Regions from separate parts of the Homo sapiens genome. Here region 1 is linked to region 2. A link is an interaction called in ENCODE POLR2A ChIA-PET data of the cell type or tissue named here. Cell type or tissue: Panc1. All regions are shown on one strand. Links, peaks and the distances in the headings refer to the core of each region. The heading gives the core; the rest is flanking DNA. Region 1 has its middle 15 kb from the start of LINC02971. Region 2 holds the start of LOC124900421 (U8 small nucleolar RNA).

Region 1 (8,332 bases), core at 249-8,248, 350 kb before region 2:
TTTGCATTTTTAGTAAAGACGGGGTTCCCCCATGTTGGCCAGGCTGATCTCGAACTCCTGCCCTCAAGTGATTCACCCACCTCAACTTCCCAAAGTGCAGGAATTACAGGCATGAGCCACCATGTCTGGCTATATATATATATATATATATATATATATATATATATATATTTTTTTTTTTTTTTTTTTTTTTTTTCGAGATGGAGTCTTGCTGTTTCACCCAGGCTGGGGTGCAGTGGCACCATCTCGGCCCACTGCAGCCTCTGCCTCCCGGGTTCAAGCAATTCTCCTGCCTCAGCCTCCTGAGTAGCTGGGACTACAGGCACACACTGCCATGCCCAGCTAATTTTTGTATTTTTTAGAAGAAATGGCCAACATTTCACCATGTTGGCCAGGATGATCTTGATCTTCTGACCTTGTGATCCACCTGCCTTGGCCTCCCCAAGTGTTGGGATTACAGGTGTGAGCCACCACGCCTAGCCCATAATGTTTTAAATTATGCAGACAAGCCTGGGATTATTCCATAAAAATTATCTGTCCCTTGTTCTTATTTCTTCTTTTTCCTCCCTTTTGTTATCAGAGTTTTTGAAGGGGCAATTTATCCTTGTTGTTTCCATTACTCAAACACATGCTCTTATTTAAACGTCACCAAAAGCCTCCTACTTGCCCATCCAGTGCCTTTTACCAATCAAAACTCATTCTCCTTGTTCTCCTTGTAGAATTCATCGGGCTTTCATCCCTCAAGTTTCTCCTCCCCTGTGTTCTGGAATGCTTGACTTTCTCAGCTCTCCTGCCTACTCATTCTTTTCCACCTTCCATTCCTTTCTTCTACTTCCTAACGGTAGAACTTCCAAAGGTTCTTGGCCCTTTCTCTTCTTTCGTCTTCTCATCATAGACTTTGTGCCTTAGTGGATTCATGGCTTCCACCATTCTTTTTTGGGTGAGGACACCCAGATCTAAATATCCGGTCTAGGCTTCTCTGTGGGGTTCCAGTTTTGCATTTCTGAATGACTGCTGTTTTTTCTAGCTGCGTGTCCTAGAAGTCCTTCAAAGATATTTTTAAAAGTTGAGCTCATAATTTCCATCCACAAACTTCCTATTTCTTATTTCCCATGTCGATTAATATCACAACGGCATCTCTGTACTTCTTCTTTTTTCTCTACATTAAGTGCCCTTTCTTTCATCTCCACTTGTTCAAATCCCATATAGCTTTGAAAATTCAAAGGTTTCTTCTTCAGAAAACCTTAGAGTCATGTGAAAAAAGTATGGGCTTTAGCAGTGAGACATGTGGCTCAAATCCAGGCTCTGCCACTAACTGTATGACTCTGTACAAGGTGTTTACTGCAAACTTGAGTTTTTCTCATCCATAAAGTGGGAGTCAGGGTGACTAGCTCACAGGTTTATTGATAAGATTAAATGCATTATTTATGAGCATGCTCTATGTCTTTTATTAGACTGTAAGCTGCTTGAGAGCAAGATTCATGTCTGATTAATCAATATATCCCCAGGTACTTATTAGTTATCAAATGAATGAATTAATATTGCACATTTTGCCAAACAACATGGTGCTGATGTCAGCATTTTATTCACCCATTAAAGAGATCAAACCTACTTTATTTTGGTCAGTATTGCCTAATTATATGCAGGCACTACTTTGATATTCTTATTTTATTTCTACTCAGGTTGAATGGCTTGACTTAATGTCAAAGGGGTGCTAAGATGGGAGAAGGAATCGGGGGCTTTTAGACCTACCCTGGGGTCAGTTTTTTGTTGCCCTCTCACGTGCAGAAAAGTCTGAACAATTGTCTAGTGAGCTTAACAGTGTAGACAACCGGCCCTGGCTGGAAAGGTCCCCAAGTCCCATTGCCTCTTTTTATTTTTGCTTAATTTATCCAGATAATTCCTTCATCTCTTCACTTCTTTTGATCTTTGGTGAATAGCCTCTCGGGTCCAGGAAGCCATCTGTTCCTACTTCCCTATTCTCATTCTCTCTCTTGCCTCCTTCCTCCTCCTTGTCCTTAAAAATGGGCGAGGCTGGCTGGAGTTTTCCTGGAAAGCCAGCCCTCACCTGGGAAGGGATCTTTTTCCAAGGGCATACCAGGCCCAATGCACCTGTCTGCTAAGGTGAACATGCCAAGCACTTGTCCCTCTCTTGGCCTATCAGATGCAGCTGAATACACTTGGCTGATGCTCCAGCAATTTGGTTATTCGTTTTCGTCTCTCGGCTGAGTGTCTACACCTGTTCAGAGCTTGGCTCACGCACTTCCTAGTTCCCTTGGCTGAGTGTCTGCAGCCATTGCATGTTTGCTCTTTCCCTTTCTCCTCACTTTCCCTCATTAGGTAAGTCCTTCAAGGGAGAAATAAATGGAGGTGGGGTAGGAGACGGGCACGCACGCCAGTGGCATTCCCTTTGAATAGCTGGAAAAGATCTTAGAACATAGTTTTCTGGTCAAGGCCAGTGTAGTAAGCTGAATTATTGCCTCCCCCAAAATATCAGGTCCTAATTCCTGGAACCTATAAATATTACAGCTGAATATTGGTGTCCTATCCCAAATTCATCTGCTGAAATCCTAATGCCCAAGGTGACGGTAATAGGAGGTGGGGCCTTTGGGAGGTGCCCTTGTAAAAGAGAGTGCAGAGCTAGTCCCTCCCACCATGTGAGGACACAGCAAGAAAGTCCATCACTATGTATGAACCAGGAAGCGAGCCCTCCCCATGTTAATGGATGGAAGGTCTTGACTGTGAGTTGTCTAGGTTCTTGGGGTGTTGAACAAAGAGTTGAACAAAATGCACAAACAAAGCAGCAAAAGAATGAAGCAATGAAAGACAAATGAAGCAACAAAAGAATGAAGTAACACAAGTACAGATTATTGAAGCGAAAGTACACTTCACAGAGTGGGAACAGGCTCGAGCCGGCAACTCAAGAACCTCCCAATTCGGGTTTTTATTAAGCTGAAATAATTTGGTAACACCCCTAGGTGCCCTTTAGAGGTCTCCAGTTGGTTCCATCTTATGAAGGATTGCCCTGTGACCAATCAGAGGCTGAAGTGGAAGCTTGGCCTGCTATCAATCAGAGGCTGAGATGGAAACTTCTGTCTTGTTATCACTGGAGTAAAAATGTGGCCTGTATGCTGCCTAATCTTGCCTAGAACTGGCTGCACCTGCTGTTCTTTTGCTTATGCCTTAACCCTTGGTTACCCTAATTCCCTATTCTCCTGTCTCACCCAGATATCACCTCTGCCAGTGTCCTGACCTTGGACTTCCCAGCCTCCAGAACTGTGATAAACAAATTTCTGTTGTTTGTAAGCCACTCAGTTTATAGTAGTTTGTTTCAGCAGCCTGGAAAAACTAAAACATTTACCTTATTTGGATAAAAGGAATTTTGCGGGGCTGGGTGAGGTGACTTATGCCTGTAATCCCAGCACTTTGGGAGGCTGAGGAGGGTGGATCACTTGAGGCCAGGAGTTCGAGACCCACCTGGCCAACATAGCAAAACCCCGTCTCTACTAAAAATGCAAAAAGTTAGGTGGGCATGGTGATGAATGCCTGTAATCCTAACTACTTGAGAGGCTGATGCAGGAGGATCACTTGAGCCCAGGAGGTAGAGATTGCAGTGAGCTGACATGGTGCCATTGCACTCCAGCAGCCTGGGCAACAGAGTGAGGCTCTGTCTCGAAAAAAAAAAAAAAAAAAGGATTTTGCAGATGTGATAAGAATTTTAAGATGGGGAGATTCTTCTGGATTATCTCGGTGGTCCCTAAATGACATCACAGGTATCTAGTTCTAGGCTGAATGTTCATGGGTGAGCCCACTAAGAGCTGCTGCTCCTGCTACCACCAGGAAGCTGGCCACCCACTGCAAAGCTGCCATACAGCTGCTACAATCTGTGCCCCCCAAACAGATGCCTCACATCCAAGGCTTCTGTCTCCTCTGAACCCAGTTCGAAATTCAAGTCTTGCATGACTACCTGTTATTTGAGGAATTTAAATTACAACTGGGACTTTGGTTGCAGGGGTGCCTGGGAAATGTGGTTTTTAGCATTCCAGCTTCTGCATTTCAGGAAGGCAACTTTCCGTTGTGACGGTAGTTGCACTCCAGATGCCATGGATTTTGAATGGGCCAGTCCAAAATTTCTTCCACAAGCACCTACTGTGTGAATAGTAGGGCTCTAAGCCAGTTAGAAAGCCCTGCACGCAAGGCACTTACTTTCTTATGGGTGTAGCTAGTAAGTTCATCAACAAATAAACCCAGTGATTTAAGATACTGTTATTTGCCACAAAGGAGATAAAGTAGTGTAATGAGGTAGTGACTAACAGTGGGGGTTGCTTTAGCTATGTAGATTTATATGTAGATTTAGCTAACAGAACAGTCAGAAAAATTCTCTTGACCTGGCATTTTTTGTTTTGATCTGAATGATGAAGAGGCAGCCATGTGCAAGTCTGGGGAAATGGTGTTCCAAGAGGAAGGAATAGCAAGTGCAAAGGGTTGGAGGTGGGAATACCTTGGCATGCTCAAGGGAGAGAAAGAAGCCAGTGTAGCTGGAGTGTGGTGAACGAAAGCAGGGTGGAAGGAAATGAGGTCGAAGGACTAGGCAGATGCTAGATCCCCAGGACCTGATGGGGATTTGGATTTTATTCTTGTGACAACAGGAAATCACTGGGAAGTTTTAAGTGGGGGAGTTAGAGTGGGTTGAATAGTGACCTCCAAAATTCACGCCCACTGGGAAACTCTGAATGTGACCTTATTTGCAAATAGGTTATTTGCAGAAGTAATGAAGGCAAGGATGAAGATCCATCCTGGATCAAGGTGGGCTCTGAATCCAATAAGAATGTCTTTGTAAGAAACAGAAAATGAGTCACACAGAGAAGAGGGTAATGTGGAGATGGAGGTAGGGGTTGGGGCGATACAAGCCAAAGAGTGGCAAAGATTCCCAGCAACCACCAAAAGCTAGGAGAGAGGCAGGAAATGGGTTCTCCCTTGGAGCCTCCAGAAGAAACGGATCCTGCTGCCATCTTGATCTTGAACTTCTGGCCTCCCGAATGCTGAGAATACATTTCTCTTGTTTCACCTCCCGGTTTGTGGTACTTTGTTATGACAGCCACAAGAAACAAATACAAGAGTGATGTGATCTAATCAGTGCTATAGAAAACTCACTCTGGCTGTGGTCTGGAGGTGAACCCTAGGAGCCAAGACCGATGGTGGCAGGGAGGCCTGTTAGGACTGGATGCGGCAGGGGTCCGAGTCGGAGATGCTGCTGCTCAGACTGGAGGAGTGTCTGGGGAGATGATGAAAAGCTTTCAGTTTCAGGATGTGCTAGGAAGGTAGACCCTGTGGATTTTACTCTTGGACTGGATGTTGGGGGATGACTGGGAGATGAGAAAGAGGAGTTAAATCTGACTCTTAGGTTTCTGGCCTATGCTGCTGGCATGATTTATTGAGATGAGGAGGCTTAGGGAGCTAAGTTGGGATTGAGACGCTTTTTGGTCATGCGAAGTTGGAGCTGCGTATTTGAAATCTAAATGGAGATGCTGAGCTGGGCAGTTGGGCTAGACCAGTCTAGGGCTTCAGGGATAAACAGACACAGGGATAACATTTGAAAGTCATCTACATATAGGTGACATTTAAAGTCTCGGGACTAGATGAGAGAGTAGATGTGGAAGAGAGAAGAGCTAATATCAGAGCTCTGGGGCATTTGAGTGATAGGTAGAGGTCCGGAAGAGACAAAGGATCCTGAGAAAGCATGGGGAGGAGGGAGGAGAAAAACCAGATAGAGGTGGGTGGCAAGTCACCCGAAGGAAGTATCTCTAAGACGAGATGATCAACTCTGATGCTGTTGAGGGCTCGAGCGAGACAAAGACAGTGGTGTGAGCATCAGCGTTGGCTCAACGTAGGTCTTTGGGAAACTATTTTAGGAAGAGGTGAAGGAAGAGCTAGACTGGGGCTATTGGAAGAGAGAATGGGTGGCAAGGAGGTTGTGATGGTGTCTGCACAACTCTTTGGAGAGTTTCCCTCTGGAAAGAAGCATGAAAATGGCCCGGGTGCTGGAGAGGGATGTGGGAGAGAGGACAGCGGCAGGAGAGGTGTCCATGAGGAGCGTGGTGATGTGATTCTGGGAACGAGTGGAGTTGTCAGCCCTCGACAGGCCAGGGGCAGTTCTTCTCTTGTGACCTAGGAGGAGGCAGAGCAGGAGCACCGGCTGCCGCCAGGGCTGGTGGATGGAGCTGGTGGCTGGAAGAGGTGAGGGAGGTCAAGCCCAGGGCTGGATCCCTGTTTCAGAACCTTGTGGGAAGGCATTCTTAGTCTCATATGTGGTCTGTTCATTCATCTCAGCAACATCCAGGTGGCAGGAGCCCAGGACTAAGCTCTAGCACTCTAGATCAGTGTAGAATGACTATAGTTAACAATAAAATACTACCTGCTTTCCGGCAGCTAGAAGGAGGATATTGAATGTTCCCAACACAAGGAAATGATGAATGTTTGAGATGATGGATATGCTAATTACACTGACTTGATCACTATACGTTGTATGTATGGAAACATCACTATGTACCCCATCGCTACAAATATGTGCAGTTATTATTTGTCAATTAAAAAAATTAAAAAATAATTTTTAAAATCATTTCTGTGTCCAGGATCTAGAACCACTGCTTTCCTTTCTTCCCACCACCCACTGTCCCCCACCTTTCACCCTTGGGGATTTGGTAGGGCTCAGCGAGTTTTTCTATTAAACCCTATTTATTTATTTAGAGACAGGATACTGCTCTGTCATGCAGGCTTGAGTGCAGTGGCACGATCTGGGCTCACTGCAACCTCTGACCCCTAGGGTCCAGCGATCCTCTCACCTCGGCCTCTGGGGTAGCTGGGACTGTAGGCGTGTGTGCCACCATGCCTGGTTAATTTTTATATTTTTTTGTAGAGACAGGATTTCAGCATGTTGCCCAGGCTGGTTTCAAACTCCTTGACTCAAGTGATCTGCCCACTGCGGCGTCCCAAAGTGTTGGGATTATAGGCGTGAGTAGCAACCTGCCCTACTAAACCCTTTACATGCTGAGGGTCTGATTACATCCCCTGTCCCTAGGAGAATGGGCTACTTCTTGTTCCTTCTCTTAGAAAGAAAGCGGCTGGGCGTGGTGGCTCACAGCTATAATCCCCAAAAGGGAGGCCAAGGCGGGTGGATCACAGGGTCAGGAGTTCAAGACCAGATTGGCCAACATAGTGAAACCCTGTCTTTACTAAAAATACGACAATTAGCAGGGCATGGTGGCATGCATCTGTAGTCCCAGCTACTCGGGAGGCTGAGGCAGGATAATCACTTGAACCTGGGAGGCAGAGGTTGCGGTGAGCTGAGATCGCGCCATTATACTCCAGCCTGGACGATAGAGCAAGACTGTGTCTCAAAAAAAAAAAAAAAAGAAAAAAGAAAAAAAAAAAAAGAAAGAAAGCTAATAAAGTAATTCCTCTTTGAGTCCTCTTGGAGAATAAAGGACTCACTCTGCAACTATCTTTTAAAGTAGAGCCGCCTCAGACACCCTTAGGGATCATAGCCCGTTCTCTTCCCTCTCACCCTGGTCCTCTGGTAGGGCTTCTCTCAGGGAGCAGGTTTTCTAATGCTTTAATTTTTTCCCAAAAAAGGGGAAAAGCCTCCATAAATTTAATCTTAGCTAACTAGTAATATGGTTTGGCTTTCTGTCTCTTTACCTTCCAGACGTGTTTAAAGTGTTCTATAGGAGTCTCCAGTCCTGTGTAATATCCTGCCCCCAAAGATTCCATGTTCAAACCAATTTTGGACATCTTGTATGTTAAAGGTTTAGAGAAGTCCTGCAGTTAAAAAAAATTTTGTTCTGTTTTAGTCAACATTGCTCAAACATATTTGACCACAATATTCTGCAGAATACATTTTGGGAAATTTCTGCTTATATAACCCTCAGTTTATCAGAAAGAAAACAGTCATTTCCCTTTACCATCTAGATGCAATGGACCCTATAAAATATTTTTCAGTCATTTTACATATAGTTTGTAGAAATAAAAATGAAAGGAGAGTGAAAAAAAAAAAACTCTGCTAGAAATTCAGACACCAGAATTTAAACACACCAAGTCCAGTTTTTAAAATTCTATGTTTTCTTGATTTTGAAGGTGTATATAACTCAAAGTGAACAATACTCTCCAAAGGCAACTAACTTCTCATCAGCTGTCATGCATGAATCTGGAACATCCATCTTAGATATACTGATTCAGATTTCAAACACATCTCTAATTAAATTTCACACTTACCATTGCTTCTGCCTCTTCTTGCACTTGCATTGTCAAAATACATAAAACAAATTTGAAGCCT
Region 2 (8,332 bases), core at 251-8,250:
GGTAAGGATTATCCCACCTGACAATGGATAAGTTCTTTGATGTCTCTAAACCTCAGTCTCCTCATCTGTAGAATGGGAATAATAATAGTACCTGTTTCTTAAATTCATTGTGAGGGTTAAATGAAGCAATGTGCAAAGTCTCCTTGAGTCTGTGATATAATATATGTGGGGTCTTATTATTTATCCCAAAGCAGGAAGCATCAGAGTTCTGGGAAGGTGACTTAACCTCACCTGCTCTTCCTCTCACACAGCCTTCCCACTCAGGTCTTCTGTGGATAGAGTTCCTCTGATAGTTTTTTTTTTGTTTTTTTTTTTTTTTTTTTTTTTTTAACCAGATGGAGACTCGTTCTGTCGTCCAGGCTGGAGTGCAGTGGCATGATCTCGGCTCACTGCAGCCTCTGCCCCCTGGGTTTAAGAGATTCTCCAGCCTCAGCCTCCCGAGTAGCTGGGACTATAGGCACATGCCACCACACCTGGCTAAGTTTTGTATTTTTAGTAGAGACGGGGTTTTGCCATGTTGCCCAGGCTGGTCTTGAACTCCTGAACTCAAAGCAATCCACCTGCCTCGGCCTCCCAAAGTGCTGGGATTACAGGTGTGAACCACAGCGCCTGGCCAATCTTCTTTAAATGACTATTTAACACCCTCAAGCTTCAGAGACCCCTCTCCAGACCCCTACTTGGTGGAACCCAACCCCACCACTTCCAGTGGTAATGGATTTCTGGTCCTCTGTCCTGTTTGTGCTCTGCAGACTCTGCTCTAAGTCTTCAGTTGCAAGTCTGCGTGCCTCTGCTCTGTTCAGGCTCCTACAAGCCCCACTGTGGGGAGCTCTGGTCCCTTTTTGGCTATGGGGAAGAGAAGCAAGAAAGGGCGCCATGTTCTAGGAGTCAGAGAGAGGTTGGTTTGGAGGATTCGAAGGCTGCTTTAGTTTTGGTTCCGTCTCTCCCTGGCAGCCAGGGCTAAGGTCAGTTTTATGCTAAATTAACTAAATGTATATATCACTCATCACACCCTAGCTATGGAGGGAACGCTAATGCTTATATTATAGAATTATGAGCATGAAAACGCTCTGCGAACTCTTAAGTAACATAAAAATGCTGACTTTTATTGTCTAACTTGGGATTTTCTACGCGAGCTTTGCTTTAGTGATGAAGTTGGGAACCTGCTTTTCTTACACAACATTTTTACAAATATCAAGATGACTGATGAACTCTTCTCTGACCACCTGAGATATGTATCCAACACAGTTCTTCCGAATCCTAAGCTCGTCCTGAGGATGCCGCCTTTTCTGTGAGCTGGTTCTCATGGCTTTTGTGCAGTTATAAGTCACTGGGTCACGTTTCTGCACTGCCTTGCAGAAATGCTCTGCTCAAGTTTGCCATGAGGTCCACAGTGGGAGCCAGGAGGTCAAAGGCACCAGAAGAGACCACAGCCTTCCTCCTAGCAAGGCTGGGAAGACCTGCTGCCCTTTACTTTAGTCCCCATAGAAAGGCCACCAGAGACAAAGTCTGAATATAGAAACAGAAGGAGGCTGGTTCCTTTGGGCATATCTGACAAGAGATTTGAAATACCTCTGCTACTAATTGGGGGCCTATACAAATGAGTGTCTCATTTCAATGTGTGGTCAAGACTCAATGTAAGATTGCTAAGATGGGAGCTATGGCCTACCTGCTTTGTCTTCCTTGAGCCATAATAAATGCGTTTATAAGACACCATGGGGGCATAGGGAAGATATAGTCACTCTGCCAGAAGTGAGGTAGCAAGGGGGACGGGTTCGTAGAGGAAGAGACACTGAAACTCCTTTGCTTTGGGCTCCCAGGTCCCACCATGAAGGCTCACATCCGCCCCAGTCCCCAGGCTAACCCAAGCATGAAGTGGACTTTTGAGGGACCTCTTCCAGTCCCAAGATCATCTTGTAGCTCTGAGTTCCCTTGTGGCTCCCTGGGTTTCCTTCCCTGCCAAGCCCCAGGGCTACTGTCCTTAGGAAAGGCTTCTAGGTGGCTCCAGGCCCCTAGATCACACCTCTTAGCTACTTCTTCTCTCTCTGGACCCATGTCGGGCAAGTCCATGGGACAGGACTGTGCCTTGGCCTATGCCTAGGCTCTATTTGGTTGCCCGGTCCCCACATCCTTAGGTCTCTTCTAGGACTGGAGATCTACCATAAGCCCCAGTACAGCGAAGAGGACTCTGCTGCTTGCCTTGTTTTCTTCCCAGCATCTCCTAGGGGATGGTGTTCTGTCCAGTTTCCCTGTCACCATACTATGGCTTCCTGTTGAGTCTCTGCTACTTCATCTTGGGCTCCATGATGCCAACCACTTTCTGGACTGTGTCTGAGACTCTTGGAGCTTAGGTTGCTGCACCTCATCCCAGCCCATCATCTCCCAAATCAGATTTTGCCACCAAATCAGTTGAACCAGTGCCTGTCCCTTCCTAGTAAACAAGTTTGGTGCCACTGTATAAGTCAGGGCTCTCCAGAGCCTGACTAATATACAGAACCAATAGGATAGAGAAAGAGAGAGACCGATTTTAAGGAATTGGCTGATGTGATTGTGGAGACTGGAAAGTCTAACATCTGTAGAGCAGGCCAGCATGCTGGAATTTTGTTGTGGAGTTCATGCTGCAGTCTTCAGTCTGAAAATCTGCAGGCTAGAAACTTAAGCAAGACATTTATGCTGTAAACTTGAGGTCCCGTTCCTTCTTCTTCAGGAAACCTCAGTCTTTGTTTTAAAGGTCCTCAGCTGATTGGATGAGGTCCATCTACATTATGGAGGGTAATTTGCTTTACTTGAAGTCTACTGATCTAAATATTACATTTTAAAATACTTTCAAGGCAACATCTCGACTGGTGTTTGGCCAACTGGGCACCATAGCCTAGCCAAGCTGACACATGACATTAACCATCATGGCCACTTTCCAAGTTTCCTTTTCCATCCCCAGACAATGACGCCTCTACCAGTTGCGATGCTTTCAAGGGCAAAAATCACAGAAAATCCTACTCAAATAGGCTTAAACTATAAAGGGAACTTAATGGCTCTGGGAACTAATAAAATCTACAGTCAGGTAGACCCTAGGTCTGACTTGCTTAAGGTTTAAGCATCTTCTCTCTCTGATTCTCGTGTCTGTACCTTCACTATGTTGATACTATCTTCAGGCAGGCTTCCCTCCTGCTTACAGGATGATGCACTTTCTCTTTCACATCCAAGAGGAAAGAGGGCAGAGCATTCCTTTTAGAACAAGTCCCAAGCTTCCCTCTGATTGGCTCAGTCCCGACATCATCATCGTGGGCAAGGAAAAGCTCTGCTCTGATTGGCTCAGGTCTGCCCATGCCCTAACCAATCCCAGGGCAAAGGCATGGGATTGCCCTGACTGGCATCTAGTTAGGAGTCTTTCCCTGCAATTGGGAGTAGGATCAGTCCCACCACAATAAATGGTTGCTGCACAGTGGCTGAGGAATGGCCTGGATATTGGGAGATAAACTTAGTACTCCACATCAGCCTCCAAAGCAGGGCTGCCTGGAAAGAAGGGTGTTCCCTGTGTGGATATCAGGGCAGTATCAGTACAGCATGGCAGAGTGGGGTCGTGGCTGGTGGACATGTGCTCACTTCAGATGTCCTTGTCCCTGATCTGTTTGCCCCTCCCTCTGACACAGGGAGTGCTCACCTCAACAGGATTAAACTCCTAGCAGCTGGCTTTACAACTGCGGGATCTGGGATGTTGCTGGGAGCCACCCAGAGCTGAGGTGCATGATTCACGCTGTTCTGATTAGTGGCTTGGCAGGGACAAAGAATGAAGGAAGAAGGTGGCTTAGAGACAAGTTGGGGCAGCCCAGAAGAGGGGGTTCTTTGAGATTTTTGATCTGTAGTTTGTTTTTGTTTAAAAAACCAACAACTGAGGTGGGAAGACACATCTTAGCAAGTTGTAAAATGCCTCCTCCACCCCGCCCTCTCTCTAGGCCTCTTCCCTCTTTACTGTGCTGCCACTGCAGTCTCTGGCACAGGCACGTCACACAGAAAGCCAAGGGAGGGAGGGTGATGCAGCCTGGCCGAAAAGCACACCGGTTCCTCGTGCACAGTGAGATGGGAGCACACGGCCTGTTGGTGTGGGCGGCCCCGGCGCCACCTCGTACACTAGGTGTTCCCATCAGTCTTTGAACAAGGGCCATCCACTGTCTGAGCAGACACACGCCAGGTACCTGTGTACCACGTTGGAATTGAGAAAGACCACGAGAAAAAAAAAACAGCAGAGCTTTTTGTGGCCTCAGTATCACTCTGGGCGAGTGAGAGAGGCATTTGGGGACCAAACATGGCTGGGATTAAACGAGGGCGTTGCTACCTCAACAGGTACATAATTCTAAATTGTGTGAGGGGAAAAAGTCATCCTGTTGACTCCGAACAAAATGATTTATGGTTTACAAAGCTGTTTTGCCTCTGTCGGGTCATTTAATCCTCATAACCGCCTCTAAGAAACACTTTTACAGAACAGAAAACTGAGGCAAAGCCGAGCGACTTGCTTTAAATTATTTATAGTTATAAAGTGAAGCTGATCTAACTCTAATCCCATTTTCTTCTTTTTGCTATTTGAGAGTTACATTTTTTTTTTTGGCCTTATCAGTACAGGGAATATTAGTTAAGACGTGCCATGGAATGGATTATACAAATCCCCCAAACCCCTTTGCTTACAGACGGGTTTATACTCATTCTTCATGCTTAGCTTGCTAATGTAGGAGTCACATGTTACTGTTGTCTTTATTCTCCTGGTTTAATCAGGAAAACGAGCCAGAAGAGCTGAAATGATTAGCTTGGGATCGTTAGAAGAGGAAAGAATTTATATTCACAGTGACTGTATTTCTAGTCCATTGATTGGGCAATGTTGCTTTTATGAATCAATTGTCATGATTGCTATGCTGAATAAAATGTGGAATCGCTATCACAAAGAAAACATAAATTATTTAGTTTTAAAATACATACTATCTATGCATGGACCTAAATAGTCAATGGAATATTTCTATTTCCTCTTCCTGATTTTTATTTAGGTTTTCTCAAGGGGCACTCACATAGGTCCCTCAGTTCTACTGTGGCAGGTAGCAGTGTGATTCAACAACATGCAATGTCCTGCCATGTGACATTATTAATTAACTCTCATTGACAGCCCCGTTATACATGCAGGTTGATTATTCAAATTCAATACAGTGTGGTTTAGGGGAAACATGAGAGACCACACATACCTTGAATCTGGGGCTCCAATTCCGAAGGCAAGGTGATTTCTAGAAATATGTATGATCACCTTTGGAGAGTCTAGTAACAAATGCACCAGCAAACTCATCTCTATTAATGTGTTAATTTTTTTTCCTTAGGGTATATAAAGGTCATTTCATAAATTGCACATTTCACACTGATTAATCTTCATGGATTATCTCTTGCTATAGCAAATATGATAATGTCCAACAATTGCAATTAATAATCATGGAACTTTATTTCATGAGAGGATGTTTTGAAAGCCAAATAATCACTGTTAAGAGGATAGCAGAAAATTGGATAGAGCAGAATAGAAGTGGAAGAAAGAGGAGCGAATAGAGAAACACATAGAAATGGATGTAGTGCTTAGGATACTCAAACATTGAAAGCTCTGGGTTTAGGAATTAAAAACAAAGGAGGTATTTGGCTTAACCACTATGGGATTTTTCTTTTTCTTTTTTTTTTTTTTGAGACAGTCTCACCCTGTTGCCCAGGCTGGAGTGCAGTGGCACAATCTCGGCTCACTGCAACCTCCACCTCCCAGGTTCAAGCGATTCTCCTGCCTCAGCCTCCTGAGTAGCTGGGATTACAGGCACATGCCATGATGCCCAGCTAATTTTTTGTATCTTTAGTAGAGACGGAGTTTTACCATGTTGACCGGGCTGGTCTCGAACTTCTGACCTCGTGATCTGCTCGCCCTTGGCCTCCCAAAGTGCTCGGATTACAGGCGTGAACCCCACGCCCAGCCACTGCTATGGGATTTTAAGGATTCTAGATATAAAATATTTCATGGATTAAGTCATTTGACAAACATTTATTGTGTGCCTCCTACGTGTGTGGTACTGGAGATTTTAGATTGTTATTATGATCCAACAGTCTTATAGCCTACAGCAAAAGGACTGGAGAGAGAGAGAGAGATTTGATTAACACGAAGGAAAAGGAGAAAGAGAAGGAGAAAGAAAAAGCAGAAATGAAAGTAGCAGCAGCAGCCAATGTCAACAAAATCCCCATTGCAAGCCCTCATTTTTCCCAAGCAAAATATGTATAATGTTTGTGAACTAACACTTTCCCCAATTTTCTTCAGCAAAGGTTAGTCAATCATGAACCCAAGCATAATAATATGTAAGTTCTTCTCTCCAGCAGGTACCGCGAGAAACACAAGTTAAGATTCACATTCTGTTCCCAAAGAACTTATGAGCCTATTTGGCAATTTCAAGCTAATGCACACTCAATTATGAACCCAGTGTAAGATAGTACGCATGCAGGTGTGGAGCGGTAGGATTTGGATTAGGGGTGCATGGTGGTTACAGAGGGGAGTGAAAGGGAAAAGGAAGTTTTCATGGAGAAGACAGACTCAAGTGAGACCTGAGAGGAGGGACATGAGCGGTGGGACAAAGAGACAGAAATTAGCATCCTATATTTTGGGAAGCATGAAGGACTGTCTACGTGATGGGAAGTAAATAGGATAAGATGAAACTTCCAGGGGCCCAGAAACTCATGCACAGGGAGGGGCCAAGAATTCAGTGTGGCCCATGATGACAGTGGCAAGTCAGGCAGCTGACCCTGGAACAAGGCGGGGATAGGATTAAGGCTGCCAACAGGCCAGTAAGATAACCCAATTCTGAGCAACTGGACCAGGATGGCAGCAGAGAAGGAGCAGATGAGACATTTCAAAGAAGGGGCTGATACGACTCAGAATCTGACCTGTTTAAGGGCATGGACAAGAAGGGGGCTTCAACGATGACTCCAAGGTTGCAAATGTGGGTCGTTTATGAGAATGGAAGCACCACCCAATCTTGGAAGAAGTCTAAATGCCTAGATGAGCATATAAGAATGACTTTCTGTTATGCCGGGACATGCCGCAAGGCAGAAGAAGATCTTCCTCTCCTCCCCCTACCTCCAGAGTTGGCCAAGAGTGGTAGTGGGTGATGTTAAAGAACATCAGACAGGAAACGGACCAGGTTGCCGAGGGTCCAGGTCGGGCTGAGCAGAGCTGGGGCCGAGGAGTTCTGGGTCAGGGAGACTGAGAGTCCAGACTGGAGGACGAAGATGAACACAGCAACTAAGCAGAGTAGATTTCATGGTCAGCAGCCCAAACAGAAGTTTCCTTGGTGCTCAGGATGTGTGTGTAGAGAAGTCTTTTGGTTATGTAGTCTGTAGATCCGTTTTTGTATTTGTGCTGTCCAAGCAGTGCTTTTCCATTCATTCCCCCACTGACTCATGCATTCGACACGCGTGATTTATCATTCACATGCACCAGGCACTATGCTGGGTGCCAGGGCAAAAAGAAAGAAGCCAGGCCCTCAAGAAGCTCCCAGCCTACACAGGAGGGCACAGATACGCAGACTTTCAGAACTCAAGACAGAAGCAGTAAGTCCAAGAAAACTATCTGAAATAACCACTTGGGATATTTTCTCAGAAATTAACCAAAGGGATGTTGTGTTGAACTGGGATTGAAGAGGGTCAAGATCTCAGAGCTCTTCCCTTGGGAATTCTCAGCAGGAGGAGCAAAAGCAGAGGGTGGCAGGATTGAGGGTTAGAAACATGTGTCAGTGTATCCGAGAATCCAGGGCTGTTGTCACAGCAGTTTGAGGAGGCTGAGCAGACCGTACAAGAATCTGGTGTGGCCTCTGAGAGGCTAAGATACAGAGCACAGGCTTTTTGAATTGAAGGGTAAAACTGAGCAAATGAGAACTGACTCATTTTTATTTTCACCAATCAGGACCCTTTTAAATCCTATTTCATGGGTATATAGTAATGTCACGAAATGCAGATTTTATTTTCATCAATTGATGCCATAGAGAGAGAGGACTCCAGAGAGTAAGCTCACATCTCCCCGCAGAGGTTCCTGGCTGCGGGCCAGATACCATTCTTTTAAGCACCAAGCATCAATTAAAGGCAAGCTCTCCAGCAATTCTGCTTCCTGCGGACAGATTGGGTCCAAGGAGAAAGCAAGGAAGACCCTGAGAGAAGAACTTTCCCTGGTGGTGGAGACTTGAACTCCATTCAGCAGCTTAGATGTCCCCCCTGTCTCTCCAGCATGACTGCCAGGCTCTTACCAGCTTGGAAAGGAGCCAGGAGATGGGAGCCCCCTCCTCTA

Evidence for each region. Peaks named below come from ENCODE experiments on the same cell type or tissue, not always from the same donor. Only the 100,000 strongest peaks of a DNase experiment are listed, where the experiment ranks them.
Region 1: POLR2A ChIA-PET joins it to region 2 with 6 read pairs; 2 of 35 experiments call an interaction of 5 or more read pairs at or near these places.

What each region holds. Positions count from the first base shown.
Region 1 is chr1:234,937,877-234,946,208 of GRCh38, reverse strand. No RefSeq gene overlaps it. Among named protein-coding and RNA genes, the nearest start is that of LINC02971, 15 kb to the left of the region's middle. In Panc1, for the core only: no CTCF peak of the experiment used is centred there; no DNase peak of the experiment used is centred there; H3K27ac peaks cover 7,779 bases.
Region 2 is chr1:234,584,967-234,593,298 of GRCh38, reverse strand. It overlaps LOC124900421 (U8 small nucleolar RNA), which reads right to left and starts at 24; the gene lies at 1-24. RefSeq lists an enhancer at 4,109-4,609. In Panc1, for the core only: no CTCF peak of the experiment used is centred there; no DNase peak of the experiment used is centred there; H3K27ac peaks cover 1,978 bases.